Linked DNA regions of Homo sapiens: region 2 is linked to region 1. The links are chromatin contacts, found by Hi-C or POLR2A ChIA-PET in ENCODE. All regions are on one chromosome and are shown on one strand. The core of a region is the stretch at or near the end of the contact, and the rest is flanking DNA. Distances in the headings are between cores, read along the strand shown.

Region 1 (6,741 bases), core at 2,640-5,139:
TAAGTTCCTGCAAAAGGTATATTGGTGTTTTGTGTGCATGTGCTTTTGACTTATGTAAAATGTATTTTGTGAATATCTCACCTATTTCTTACTTTATCCAGGTTTATACCTTTAAAATCTCTTCTTAATGCTATGATCCATTTAATGTTATTCTTGCATTTATCAACATACTCCTATGAGATCATGATGGGTTTATAAAAACATTGTTGGATTTAGTTAGCTAATGTTTTATTTAAGGATTATGCATCTACATCCAACAGTGAAATAGGCCTATATTATTTTATAGTTGTAAAACATAGTCTATACTATGTTCTACATACTCATCCTTTGGTCTTTATGGTGACTTCCTTTATGGCTTAATAAATAGTCTATTTTCATTGTCTTTGATGTTCCCATATTTCACTGTAATCTATCTAGGTGTGGGGTTCTCATTATCTTGCTAGGGGTCTTTTAATATGTTTTTGCATCTGTAATTGCATCTGTTAATCTCCATTATTTAATCTCCATTATTTCTCCAAATATTTCTTCTTTTCTTTTTTTTGTATTTTTCTTTCTGGGACTCCTATTAGATGAATAATAGATATTTCCACTAATTCTATCTGTGTCCTTAGCTTTGGCTTTTCTTCTCAATTTCCTATCTCTTGACCCTTTCCTGCAAACTTCTAGGAGAGTCCCTCAATCTGATATTCTTTCCTTTTCTTTCTTTGTTTTTCTTCTTTTTTTTTTTTTTTTTTTTTTTTTTTGAGACAGAGTTTTACTCGGTCACTTAGGTTGGAGAGCACTAGTATGAACATGACTCACTGCAGGCTCACCCTCCTGGGCTCAAGCGATCCTCCCAACTCAGCCTCTCCAGTTGCTGAGACCACAAGCTCACACCCGCACACCTAATTTTTTAACATTTTTGTAGAGACAAGTTCTCACTATGTTGCCCAGGATGGTCTCTAACTCCTGAGCTCAAGCGATCCTGCCACCTTGGCCTCCCAAAATGTTAGGATTACAGGCATAAGCCACCATGCCTGGCCTCAATCTGATATTCTAACTCACAAGCTTACTTTCAGCTGTATTCTTCTGAGTATTAATCACTTCACCACACTATTTATTTCTAAATTTCTCATACATATTTCCATTTTGTTCCTTTTTGCTTCTCAACTTGTTTCATATCACTAATATTGTCCCTTATCCCTCTGGGTATATTAATCATGCTCTAATGTTCAGTGACTGTTTTGAATGCTAAAGCTGTCCAATTTATTGTTTTTAAGGTAGTTATTATCTGGAAGCTCATTTTCCCTAGGAGTATTAGTTCCTGTTTTCTGGAAATGTGTTTTGGGGAAGAACCAAAAGCTAGACCCTGGTCTGTGTCACTGCAGGTGATTTTAAGGAAGAGGGGGATGAGCCCCAAGGTGGGGAGCCCCAGGCACCATGAAGCATTGTTGGCTACTCCCAGCAGCTGCATCCTCACCAAGGAACTACTCCAGCCAGAGTGGTTCATTTAAGTCCTAGAGAGGCACAAAGCTGGAAGGCCACAGTACCCCTCGTCCTAAGAGCCAGAAGAAGGCTGCAAGTCAGCAGATCCATCTGTACCTGTTTCCTCCATTCCTCAGTTCAGCATGACTTTTGTACCATTCTGAAGTTGCCCCAGAGCACTGGTACCAGGTGTGCCACTGTACAGCATCCTATTGCTGCTGTAACAAATTAACCACAAACTTTGTGGCTTAAAACATTTATTCTCTTACGGGTCTGGAGGTCAGAAATCCAAAATCAGTCTCACTGGGCTCAAGCCAAGGTGTTGGCAGGGCCAGTTCCTTCTGGAGGCTCCAGAGGAGAATCCATTTGCTTGCCTTTTTCGGCTACTAGTGGCCACATATATTCTTTGGCTTGTGGCCTCTTCCTCCATATTCATCACTCCCACCTAGGCAGCTGTGGCCACATCACCTTCTCCTCTGACTCACTCTTCTTATAAGAACTGCTATGATTACCTCAGGCCCACTCAGATCATCCAAGATAATCTCCCCATCTCAAGATCCTTAGAAAGATGACGTTTTCAGGAAGTGAACATATCTGGGAGCCATTATTCAGCCTATCACAGCCACCCAGGCTCATGTAGGCTGAGGAAACTTCGAGTATACAGACATGTCAGATGCACCTACTATGTGCAGAGTATTGGGCTGCGGGAGAGGAGTGGATGTTAGGAAGTACAAACGCAGCCTGTGAATATAAATGAGACTGTAGCTTCACCTATAAAGAGATGTATAGTACAGAAGCTGTACAAACGACAGACATGGAGATGAAGAGGATGTGGGGTGGATATAAAATTAACCAGATTCACAGTTGTCATGTTCCAACTCTACCCTGCAGCATGGCTGTGCCGAGAGGACCTTCCATTGCTGGAGCATAGGCGCTCTCTTGGGCTTGATATGGGGGTGTTCCTCTTGAACCATCAGTCTCCCTTCTTAGGCAGGTTCTGTGCTAGGCACTTGGGACTCAGAACTGGGGGAGGTGGTGTAAAGATGGATAAATCCCAGCCTATCCTTAGAGAGTTCAGCCTAGTGGGAGAGTCAGACACACAATGAATGGTGCAGGATGACACCATGTGCTACAGCGGGGTACTCACCAAGACCAAGACACCTGACCCCCCACCAGGCCAATACCAGTGAGAGCTTCACCAGTCCCCAGGTGAGGACGGAGACAAGGGCAGCCCTAGCTCAGAGGACCACAACTGCAGAAGGGCTTGAAGGAGCATGAGACATCCTGGAAGCAGCCGGCACTTGGCAGCTTTAATGCCTCTCTCCTCCTGAGCTCTTAGGAACAGATGCCATCAAAGACCTCCCCTTCCCTCCCCCTCAAACCTTCCTTCTTTCTCTCCTTTCTTCTTTCCCATTTCCCCAGTGGAGGGATGAGGAAGGAGACCTCACAGGCCATTACAGTACCATGTTCCCCGCCTCAACTTAAGTCTTTACCTGGCCACAAACTGAATGACAAGGGCTTGGTGAGAGAGAGGGGAAAATCAGCTGCAGTGATGGCAGCCCTCCAGAGGCCTCCTGATCACTGTTTCATCTCCGGAAACTTTTATCTCACACTCTTACAGCACCTGCCTTCAAAGGCCTAAAAGCCTCACAGATACTCTCCCACCCCTTGAACGTAGGCAGGGCTCAGCTCTCAGATCTTCACTTCACAGATAAGAAAGGGAAGCCAGCAGGATCTCAGCACTCCTGTGCAGGTCTCTCGGAGAGCTGCAGAGTGCTCAGGCTCAGAAACACCCCTGACTCTGGACACTGGATCCTTGGGGAAGATAGAGCACACAAAGCCACAGCTCTGTCATTACAGGACAGACTCTGAAAATAATGATTCTCCAAATTGCCTTGGTCCATGACCTTTTTTACACCCTCATCCTGTTGCTAGAAGGGAAAAAAGACTAAAAAAGCACCATCTCCTTGAATCTTCCTCCATGGTATTTATTTCCACTGCCTCACAGAGGAGAATGCATTAAAATTACCACAGCAATGGAAAATGAGAAACGACTATTGTTTGATACAAATTGGACCAGATATCTTAGACCATTACTAATGTGTCTCCTTCATAAACACTGAGTCAGGAAATCCACAAAGACCAAACTGACATCATAGTTCCTTTCTGGCTAATAATGACTCCTTAACTAGACAGAAGTGAACAGCACCCAACTGTGGTGCTAAGCCTCTGTATGCATTTCTCCCTAGGAGGAAATTGGGAGACTGCCCACGTGGGCTCTGCCCACAGAGCCTCAGCCCTGCGATTGCTACTACATGTACTGCAGAAGGTTGGAGCAAACATCTGCTGCTCCCTGCACTGATCTTATGAGCAGTACTCACTGCAGAGGTTGTGCTGATGCTGAGAAGGCTGCCCTCAGTCTGTGCATGCATGTAGTGCATCAGACGACCAGGTTTCAGGGTCCACGTGGATTACCATAAACAATGCAGTCAAGTTAGAGCAGTGGCAGTAGGTTGGCTTTGATTCAAGCCCAGTTCAGAAGCACAGATAGAAAGGAGAGGCCTCTGGCAAATCAGTCTCCCAAGGTGGACTGACTGGTGGCATTCAGAAAGCCATCATCACCAAGTCATTATGGTAGTTGTATTCACAATTTCCGTGGCTTGCTTGAATGAATTATATTTGCTCCATGAGTAACACAGAATACACTGCCATGTTTTCACCCCAGATGTGTAATTAAATCATCCTATTCTCTCAGTCATCTACTTCCTATGCTTAAAAACAAAAAGGTGGTTGTACTTTATAAGATCAGCTTGGGGCTTTCCAAGGAGTCTATAATTTTAAAGCATTTAATCCTTACAAATTCGCAGTATCCAAGGAAATCCCTGAACCAGATAATGTGAGAATCTCTACGAACACCGATGCTCTTGGAAGCATATTTTCCAAATATAAAAGAACAAATTCAATGATGTTCAGGCTATCAGTCTTTAATAAATTTAAAAATAAAGGATTTGAATGAAAACTAATCCGTAATTTCTGTGAGGGCCCAGGAACCATTCCTAGCTTCTTCAATTCCCTTGCATCTCTTAACATACTTAACACAACAGGTGCAAAGTAAATGTTGCTGCTATGCATTAATTCATTCATTCAAAAATATTTTTTGAGTGCTTATTATAAGCCAGGCACTTTTAGGCACTAGATATATAACAGGGAGCAAAACAGACAAAAAAAATCCCCACCTTGTAGGTTTTATATTTTAAAACTTTCCAAGTCATCATCAGCAGGACAAAGATAAAAAGCAATAAAGTCACTGAGATTCCTGAATAGACTTTTCTCAAAAGAAGACATAAAGACATACAAATGGCCAATAGGTATATGAAAAAATGCTAAATATTACTAATCATAAGGCAAATGCAAATCAAAACCACAATGAGCTATCACCTTGCATCTGTTGGAATGGCTAGTATTCAAAAGACAAAAGATAACAGATGCTGGTGAGAATGTGGAGAAAAGAGAATCCTTAAACATTGTTGGTGGGAGTGTAAATGAGGACAGCCACTATGAAAAACAATGTGGAGATTCCTTAAGAAACTGAAAATAGAACTACCATATTATCCAGCAATCCCCTTTCTGGGTATATTTCCAAAGGAAATAAAATCATCATGTCAAAGAGTTATCTATACTCCCACGTTCACTGCAGCATTATTCACAATAGCCAAGACATGGAATCAACCTTCATCAATGAATAAATAGATAAAGAAAACATGCTATATACAAAAGTCTAAAAGCGTAGACCTTGAGTTCTGAAAGAAGCTTAGAAGCCTTGGGGAAGGGGGATATTTTTACTTTTCACTTTATTTCCTCCTATGTTGTTTGGGTATTTTTTTTCAATGAGCATATTTTACTATCGTAATAAAAAATATATTTTAAATGTATATACCTCAAAAAAAAGGAAATGTACTATATATACACAACAGAATACTATTCAGTTTTAAGAAAGAAGGAAATCCTGTCATTCACAATAATATGGCTGAACCTAGAGGACATTATGTTAAGTGAAATAAGCCTGGTACAGGAAGACAAATACTATGTGAGTGCACTTACATGTGAAATCTAAAAAGGTTGAACTCATAGAAGTAGAGAGTAGAATGCTAGTTACCAGAGACTGGAGAGGTTGGGGCTAGGGGTAGATGGTGGTCAAAGGATACAACATATAAGCAGACAGGAGGGATAAGTTCAACAGTCTGTTGTACAACATGGATACTATAGTTAACAACAATGTACTGCATTTTTGAAAATTGCTAAGAGTAGATTTTAAGTATTCTCATCACAAAATTAAGTATGTGAGATAATGATTATATTAATTACCTGGTTTGAGCCATTCCACAATGTATACATATTTCAAAACATCATGTTGTGGCCGGGCGCAGTGGCTCACACCTGTAATCTCAACACTTTGGGAGGGCAAGGTGGGCGGATCACCTGAGGTCAGGAGTTCAAGACCAGCCTGGCCAACATGGTGAAAACCCATCTTTACTAAAAATACAAAAAAATTAGCCAGACGTGGTGGCAGGTGCCTATAATAATAACAGCTACTTGGGAGGGTGAGGCAGGAGAATAGCTTGAAGCTGGAAGGCAGAGGTTGCAGTGAGCTGAGATTGCACCACTGCTCCCCAGCCTGGGCAATAAGAGCAAGACTCCGTCAAAAAAAAAAAAAATCTGTGTTCACAATAAATATATACAATTTTTATTTGTCAATTAAAAATAAATAATAATGGAGAAAATGTCACTGAGATCACAGACCCTGTGCCTTCTTTGTCACCACAACTGAACCCTAGGAATGGGAGGGTGGGGAGGATGGATGAAATGGAACTTAACAGGAGGCAATTGATTTTCTGGGGCCTGGATTTATTGCAGTAATTAACAGGGCTGCTGTAAAATAGGTTATTTATCCTACTGCCTAATCAAGAATCTCTAAATAATTTCTTTTTCTCTTCCTAGTGCAAATGTAAATTTTTAAAAATCTTATTTCAAATAATGCACAGTAGCTTTGCTAGTTGTATGAATAAAATTCAACTGGTCCAGTGAAAAAGCCAAACTCAAAATATGTAAGAAAAAAGGGGGATCTTATTTGTTCCCATGATTGGGACAGCAAAGAGGTCAGGCTAGCCTCAGGCACACTGGATCCTGGAATTTCAAAAGCCGTCTTCGGGATGTCAGCTCTTTCTCCCGGTCTTCCAGACTCACCTTACTCTGCGTGCTCCATTCCTGGCAAGCTCA
Region 2 (6,741 bases), core at 2,561-5,060, 38 kb before region 1:
AAAAGGAAGTCTCTTCATGGCAAGGCCACGCAGGAGATGGCACCACCCAGAAAGGGCTGATGACAAGGCACAACAGTTCTGACAGAGGCTACGATATAGAGGAGGAGCCGCCAAGCTTTCTCCCGACACAAAACAAAGCAACTAGTAAAGCACTTGTATCTCAGGGAGAGTCCTCATACCTCAGTCCAAGTCCAGTTTCGGTCACCTGCAGTAACACACTTCACAGGAATCCACAATGAACTCACATCAGCCTGTGCCCAAGAACCTAGAGCTGGAAGCTCCTGTTTAACATAAACATGGGTTCAAAGAACAAGTCTAGAGATCTCATTAGAGCACCTGAATCAACTGGCTTTTCTTTTCTTTTTTTTTCTTGTCTTTAAAAAAAAAAAATTCGTAGGGATTGAGTCTCACTATGTTGACCAGGCTGGTCTTGAACTCCTGACCAGAAGCCATCCTCTGACCTTGGCCTCTCAAACTGCTGGGACTACAGGCATGAGCCCTTGCACCCAGCCTCTTTATTTTTAATTATTTTAATGACATACTAGGGGGTCAGTGATGTAGAGGGTGCTTGTGGGCCATGGTGGTCAGTCCTTTGATTCTGATTTTTGAGCTCTGGTTTTCACATGGACGTATCCATTGTTCAGATGGAATGGATGAAATAAATAATTTATAATGTGGGCTTGTTGTCCATTTAGTCCTTTCTCTGACACCACAAGGGTCTCAAATTCGTTCCTAGAGTAATATCCCCCACCCTTTTTACACATCTAATTAATGGAGTGAATAATTATTTTGAGGGTCTCCAAAAACTCTCCCCATTTGGGAGCAGGGCTGGGGGTGGGGAGAGAAGACCTTCATCAGCCAGGGGCAACCAGAAGGCTTCCCATCGGTGCTGGCAAGCCAGCTGAACTGCATTGGGCAGGGCAGAGGCTGGCAACAGGAGACGGGGGAGGATGCTGACGTGCCGCAGACAGAGCACAGAGTTTTTCCTTGGTCAGGAACACAAGCTGTGCACACACCTCAGTCGTTAAGCTCTTAAAAAGGGGAACCTGATGCAATGAATTAAAGGGCATGGAGGAGCCAGAAAGGTGGGAGCAGAAGCCACATCTGTGCCCTGCTTGGCTTTGCCCTGGCCCTGAGCTGACAGGCAGCACGTAGGCGCTGAATCAATCTCCCACAGATGAGTTTTTGGATTAAAAGCCAGCGATGGCTGAGGGAATTGGCTGTAGACTAGAGGAGACACACAGAGTGTACTGGCCTCACAGACAAAAGGTGTCTGTCTGCCTCCTACACAGCATGGGTGGGCCACGCTCCTCAGTGTTCTCTGTGTGCTCTTTTTTGTCTAAATGTCAATCGTGGCCAGGTCTGGTCAGGGCAGTAAGACTGTCTTGTGGTAAGAAATCCCACACTTTCTCAGCAGGTTTCCTCTGATCTCAGCCCTCTGGGCTCCACCTGGATCAGGGCCTAAGGTCCAGGATCTTTCTAGAAGCCCAACATTCCATGCCTCGCTTACTCGGCTTGAGGGCAGCTTCTGGTGAAGAAACCATCTTCACTTGCTTCTCTTTTGTTCTCCTACAAAACCACTTCCTCTCCCCATCCCGTCCACCTGGCAACACCCACCCCAACACTGCCATGCTTCGCTCCTCAATGACAGTTTCAAGGTTCCTATTCCAATCCATATTCAGACTTAGGGGTTCCCTTGGAACACAACACATAGAAGAGAAGAGCAAGATTCTAATCAGCAATCAGTCCCCTCATTCAGCCTTGCCTTCTACTGATTTCTATGTCTTCTCCTCCTGCTGTTCCTCCTGCCCCACACAGTCTTACTGCACCTGTGTACCCTGAGTCAGAACCTCCACAGCTTTTTGGTGGAAAGAGGCAAGCTCAGAGGTTCTCTGTCCTATCTTCCTTCTCTTGAACTTCTGAAAGCCCACCTGTTCTACAGGAGCTCCCAGCTACACAGACCACGCACACTGTGCTGTTTTTCTACAGGATATGTTCTCCTGTTGTTTGTAGAATCTTGTGCCCAATTGTGCTTTCTGACTGCTAGGTTATTTTGTTCTCAAAGCAGGAAGGAAGTGTGATCTGATAAATAGAGCACTTGCCTGGAAATTGGGATACTTGTGTTCTCAATTGGTCTCACTGTGGAAAAAGTACGTTGACTCTCTGGGTAAACTGATATCTCGGCAGGCTTGGGTGAATGAGCAGGAAACGTGGCAGGCATCCAGAAGGCACATCCTCAGTCGCTGGCCCTTCCTGTATTTAGGCACACAATAGTTGCAGTTCCTGGATGGCTCCTAGGATCAGTAGGTTCCCTACTTCATGGTCTTCTTCCTCCTCTCCTTTCCCCAGTCTTGACTATTTGGCTCCTCCAGCACTAGTTGATAAAAGAAACTCAAACCTTAGACACCCAAAAAGTCAATTATTGTCCAAAATCCTTCATAAACAACTATGCTGAGAGTGCCTAAGGGCCAGGCATGCATCATAAGTAGCCTGGGCTTGAAATGAGTGAAGATGTAAACAGAGCATGCTCTCAAGAATTCTGTTAAATGATTTCTCACTCCTAACTCCTACACATAAGGGTCAGGACACTTTCAGTCTTGAGTGACAGAAATTCAACTCAAATTAGCTTAAATCAAGAAAGAAATCCATGAGTTTATTCACTGAAATGCATTTGACCTCGGGCAAGGCTGATGTAAGGTTTCAGACAATGTCATCATACACGTGCCTCTCTCTGCACCTGCTGGACAGGTGCTCTCCAAAAGGTGAGAAGGTGGTTGCCAGCATAGAATTCCAGTGGAATGAAAGTAGTTTCAAATAGTTCCAACAGAAAGGTCCTGGGAAGCCTCTGCTTGGGTCATGTGCCCATTTCTAAACCACTCCTGGGTCACGTGGCTTCCTCTGTGGCAGGGTGGGTCTGGCTCCAGTTGTGGAATACGTTCTCCACCAGACAGAAACATCCAGTTCCTAGAAGAATGGAAATAGATGCTGGACAGGCAAAACACCCAATGTCTCCCACACCACGCTGAGCCAGCAGTGAACCAGAACTGTAGAAACTCTCAGCAAACTGGGATGCCAAATGCATCCAGGGAACAGTCTTCCAAATCTCACAAGTTTCCAATAAAAGACAAAGAAAGAGCGGAGGCTGGATCTCTGGAACATAACAATGTGGCACTCTATTTCTTTCTATTACTGGATAAAGTGTTTCCAGTGTGGTAGAGCTAAGTAGCCACAGACTTTGCTGCAATCATCAAAATGTTTTTATGACTCATGAGATAAATGAGAAAAACACACGGAAGAGTCAAAGTTACACTGAAGTTAGATTGTAATCACACCCTTTACTTCTAACAACCCGCTGCTGACAAAGTTTCCTGCTGAGAGCACATTACTGACTTATTTTCTCCACAGAGGGCATCTATCAATCCTAAAGCAGATTATCGCCTGGACAGATTATGTGAGACCTGCTTTTCACACAGGTTGGTGTCCTGTCAACAATCAATGCAGCTCCTGTCTCTACCACTGAGGCAGTCTGCTGAAGAGAACACTGACCCACTGGCCCAGGAATCCAAATTTGGGGATATTGAGTCTTCTGATGGGCCACAAATCAGCTTAAATGACAACACTTTCTTTAAACACTACACGAAAGGCTCATAAGTGGATGAGGATGCTTTTCTGCACTAAAAGGATCAGTCCTCTCTCTAGTAGCGAGGACACTTTAACACCCTGATAGTCCTTCCAGGAAGTAGAGCTTTCTGAGATAGGCCTCCAAGTCACAGAAGAGGGCCTCAGACAGAGCTTTCCCTGACTTTGTGGTAACTGGGGTTTTCTCACCATCAGGCCTCTGTGCCTCCAATAGGCCCATGTCTCAGTAACAGCAAACCACCAAAATTCATCAAGCACCTGCTATGTGACAAGCATGGGAACACAAAGATTAATAGGGAGAGATATTCCCTGGCAAAATGGCATTTTGAGCTCAAGTTGTGGGCCCCCTCATCTCTACTCCAAACACAGCAATAATATGTAAAACATGTATTTCTGCAATAAAAATAAAATCACACTGAAAAATCAGATAAATACTTCCATGAAAAAGAAAGAGTAATAAATAGTGTCAAAACCATGGGCCTCTTGGTCTCTTGGTCAAGAAGGCATAGATGACCAAAGTCTGATTCTTTTGGGGTAACAGGGAGCAAAACCTTCCAGATATGGCAGAGGACCCAAGTCAGGATCACCACCTGAAGCCAGGCATGGTGCTGAGCTCCCTTGTTTGTAAAAGGAGGTGGAAAAGCTAAAACATTGGCCTTTCTATAGGCCAGTGGATGGGCAGGAAGCAGGCACAGCCCTGGAGCCCCGTCCTGGGGGAAGCCACCCACCAGCTGAGTGGCTACATGTAGGTATCCCCAGTACATGAGGTAAGAGCCCATCCACCAACATTCAACCTGGATCCAGAACAGAGTTCCTGGGAACCAGACAGAGGCAATGTCAAAACCATTAACTGGGGAGGAAAATAACCCAGAGCTATGGGGAGAAGTGAGCTCCTCAGGAAGAGCATACAAACCTAAATTTGAAAGAAAATTTAACAGGAAGAAAGTTAGACAACAAGCTCAAAGACCAGCAACATTTACTCCCTCCAAATAGAAACACCTGAGCAATCTCAAAAGCATTTAAAAGAAGCATGCTTAAAACCCTCAGAGATAAAGGAAGTAATTACATCTATGAGAAACAAACAAACAAAAAAAGCAGATATGAATAAACAATATATGGTTCTGAAAAGCAACCAAATACTAGTCCTGAAAACAGAATATACTGTCATTGAAATTGGAAGCTCACAGACTGCCCAGAAGATAGCACAGAAGATAAAAAGAAGACATGAAAAGGGTCATCAGAAGCCAAGAGGACAGACTGAGGGATTCCAACAGAAGACTCACAGCAGCCCCAAAATGAAAGAATAGAAGAATTGGTGTAGAAAAAAATATATAGAAGGAACTAACAGTTCATAATTTTCCAGTATTGAAAAAAATCATAGATTTATAGTGAACACTGGGCATCAAATATATATATTCCTAACTAGATGCATTGTAATGAAACTGCAGAACATTGCTATAGAGAAAAAAATTTAAAATCTAACAGGGAAAAAGACAATCCACAAAAGAGTAGCAATAAGACCAACAGCAGACTTCTCATCATTAACAACAAATATCAGAAGACAGAAGAGTGATGTGATCAAAGCTTAAGGAAAAATAAGTATTCTTTACCTATTTGAACTATCATTTAAGAAGAAGGTGAGGTAGATATTTTTAGACATATGAAGTCTAAGAACTTTTAACACCTACGGACACTCACTAAATGAAAAATAGTTCCTCAAGAGGAAAAAGGATCACAAAGAAGGAGTACAAATTTATTTTAAATGGTGAGCAAAGAAACTGGTAAATTATATTGATAATTTAACTACTAACTATCAAAAATAACTCTTTTATTTTAAATTCTAGGTGACAAAAATAAGGAAGATAGAGGAATGAGAGTGACTGAATAATTTCAGATGTTATTAGAAAACTCATGTATGGTAAAGATATAACCTACCAAAAAGTTAAATGTATAGTTTCCAAAGCAATGGAGAGAAAAAAGTGTTGGGAAGAAATTAAAATGTATGTATTTTTAAGATGTTAACAATAAGTCCAAATATGGTGATAATCACAATAAATATCAACATATTAAATTCATGTATTAGAAGACAATCTATCAGGTTGAATTTTTTTAAAAGCTCATGTATTTTAGAAAGTGCACGTTGTTGGCAAAGCAGTAGAGGGAGTCGAAGTAGATGTCAGGGTTTCTGCCACAGAGACTTGGCTCTGCCACACATAAGATGAGGAAGACCTTACCTAAGGCAGCTCTGGGATGGGGCTGTAGAGAAGAGAAGGGCCTGAAAGGACATACAGCAGGAAGAACTGATGGACATACCAGCCAACTGGATTGGGCTAAGTTCAAAGAGCCTCCTTACAAAGATAGCACAGTTTTATGCTGGGTAACATCTACAAATGGGTGGTGGTTAAAAGTGAAGATACTGGCCAGGCAAGGGCTCACGCCTGTAATCCCAATACTTTGGGAGGCCGAGGTGGGCAGATCACTTGAGGTCAGGAGTTCGAAATCATCCTGGCCAACATGGTGAAACTCCGTCTCTACTAAAAATACAAAAATTGACTAGGCATGGTGGTGCGTGCCCGTAGTCCCAGTTACTTGGGAGGCTGAGGCAGGAGAATCGCTTGAACCCAGGAGGCAGAGGTTGCAGTAAGCCTCGATCACGCCACTGCACTCCAGCCTGGTGACAGAGCGAGACTCCATCTCAAAAAAAAGTAAAGATACTGATCAAATTGCCTACACAAACGGGAGAAGACTAAGGCCCAAATCCTTGGCAACACCAGCTTTTAAAAGCCATACAGAGGAAGATTCAACCAAGAACCCCCAAAACATATAAGATCAAAAGAGAATTTTGTCATATCAGTCACTGATTTAAGGGGTAGAGGGTCACCAACATCAGTTAATTTTAGAGGTCAAGAACCAAGAAGCACATAGTGAGTTTGACAATATGGAGGTCACTGGGGAGCTTTGGCCTCATTGATTAATGAGTCGTGTGTCAGATTGAATCCCAGAAACCTGATCCCATCTACCCACAGATTTTCTCCAGATGACCTTGGTTATTAATTAGACAATTTAATGCCCATAATTAAACATCATCTTCTTGTAGCCAGG

Evidence for each region. Hi-C counts contacts between places; a loop is a spot of excess contacts on that map. ChIA-PET counts read pairs that join two places held with the same protein, here RNA polymerase II (POLR2A). Pooled maps may share reads with other maps.
Region 2: a loop to region 1 is called in a map of CD8-positive, alpha-beta T cell, with 7 times the contacts of the local background. The contact joins two enhancer-like sites. A Hi-C loop is called at or near these places in 7 of 168 maps with a recorded cell type or tissue (CD4-positive, alpha-beta T cell, CD4-positive, alpha-beta memory T cell, CD8-positive, alpha-beta T cell and 1 more), 12 of 37 single-sample maps with no recorded cell type and 14 of 50 pooled maps. POLR2A ChIA-PET finds 5 or more read pairs at or near these places in 17 of 52 experiments (CD4-positive, alpha-beta T cell, CD4-positive, alpha-beta memory T cell, CD8-positive, alpha-beta memory T cell and 9 more).

Annotation. Positions count from the first base shown.
Region 1 is chr13:42,351,644-42,358,384 of GRCh38, reverse strand. No RefSeq gene overlaps it. Among named protein-coding and RNA genes, the nearest start is that of LINC02341, 70 kb to the left of the region's middle. RefSeq lists enhancers at 3,969-4,058, 4,099-4,188. Within about 2 kb of position 3,889, at least 4 of the 41 ENCODE cell types and tissues checked have a DNase peak (open chromatin) inside an H3K27ac peak, as active enhancers do; they include CD4-positive, alpha-beta T cell and CD8-positive, alpha-beta T cell, where a contact is called at or near this core.
Region 2 is chr13:42,389,965-42,396,705 of GRCh38, reverse strand. No RefSeq gene overlaps it. Among named protein-coding and RNA genes, the nearest start is that of LINC02341, 32 kb to the left of the region's middle. RefSeq lists enhancers at 854-1,003, 1,904-1,953. Within about 2 kb of position 3,810, at least 3 of the 41 ENCODE cell types and tissues checked have a DNase peak (open chromatin) inside an H3K27ac peak, as active enhancers do; they include CD4-positive, alpha-beta T cell and CD8-positive, alpha-beta T cell, where a contact is called at or near this core.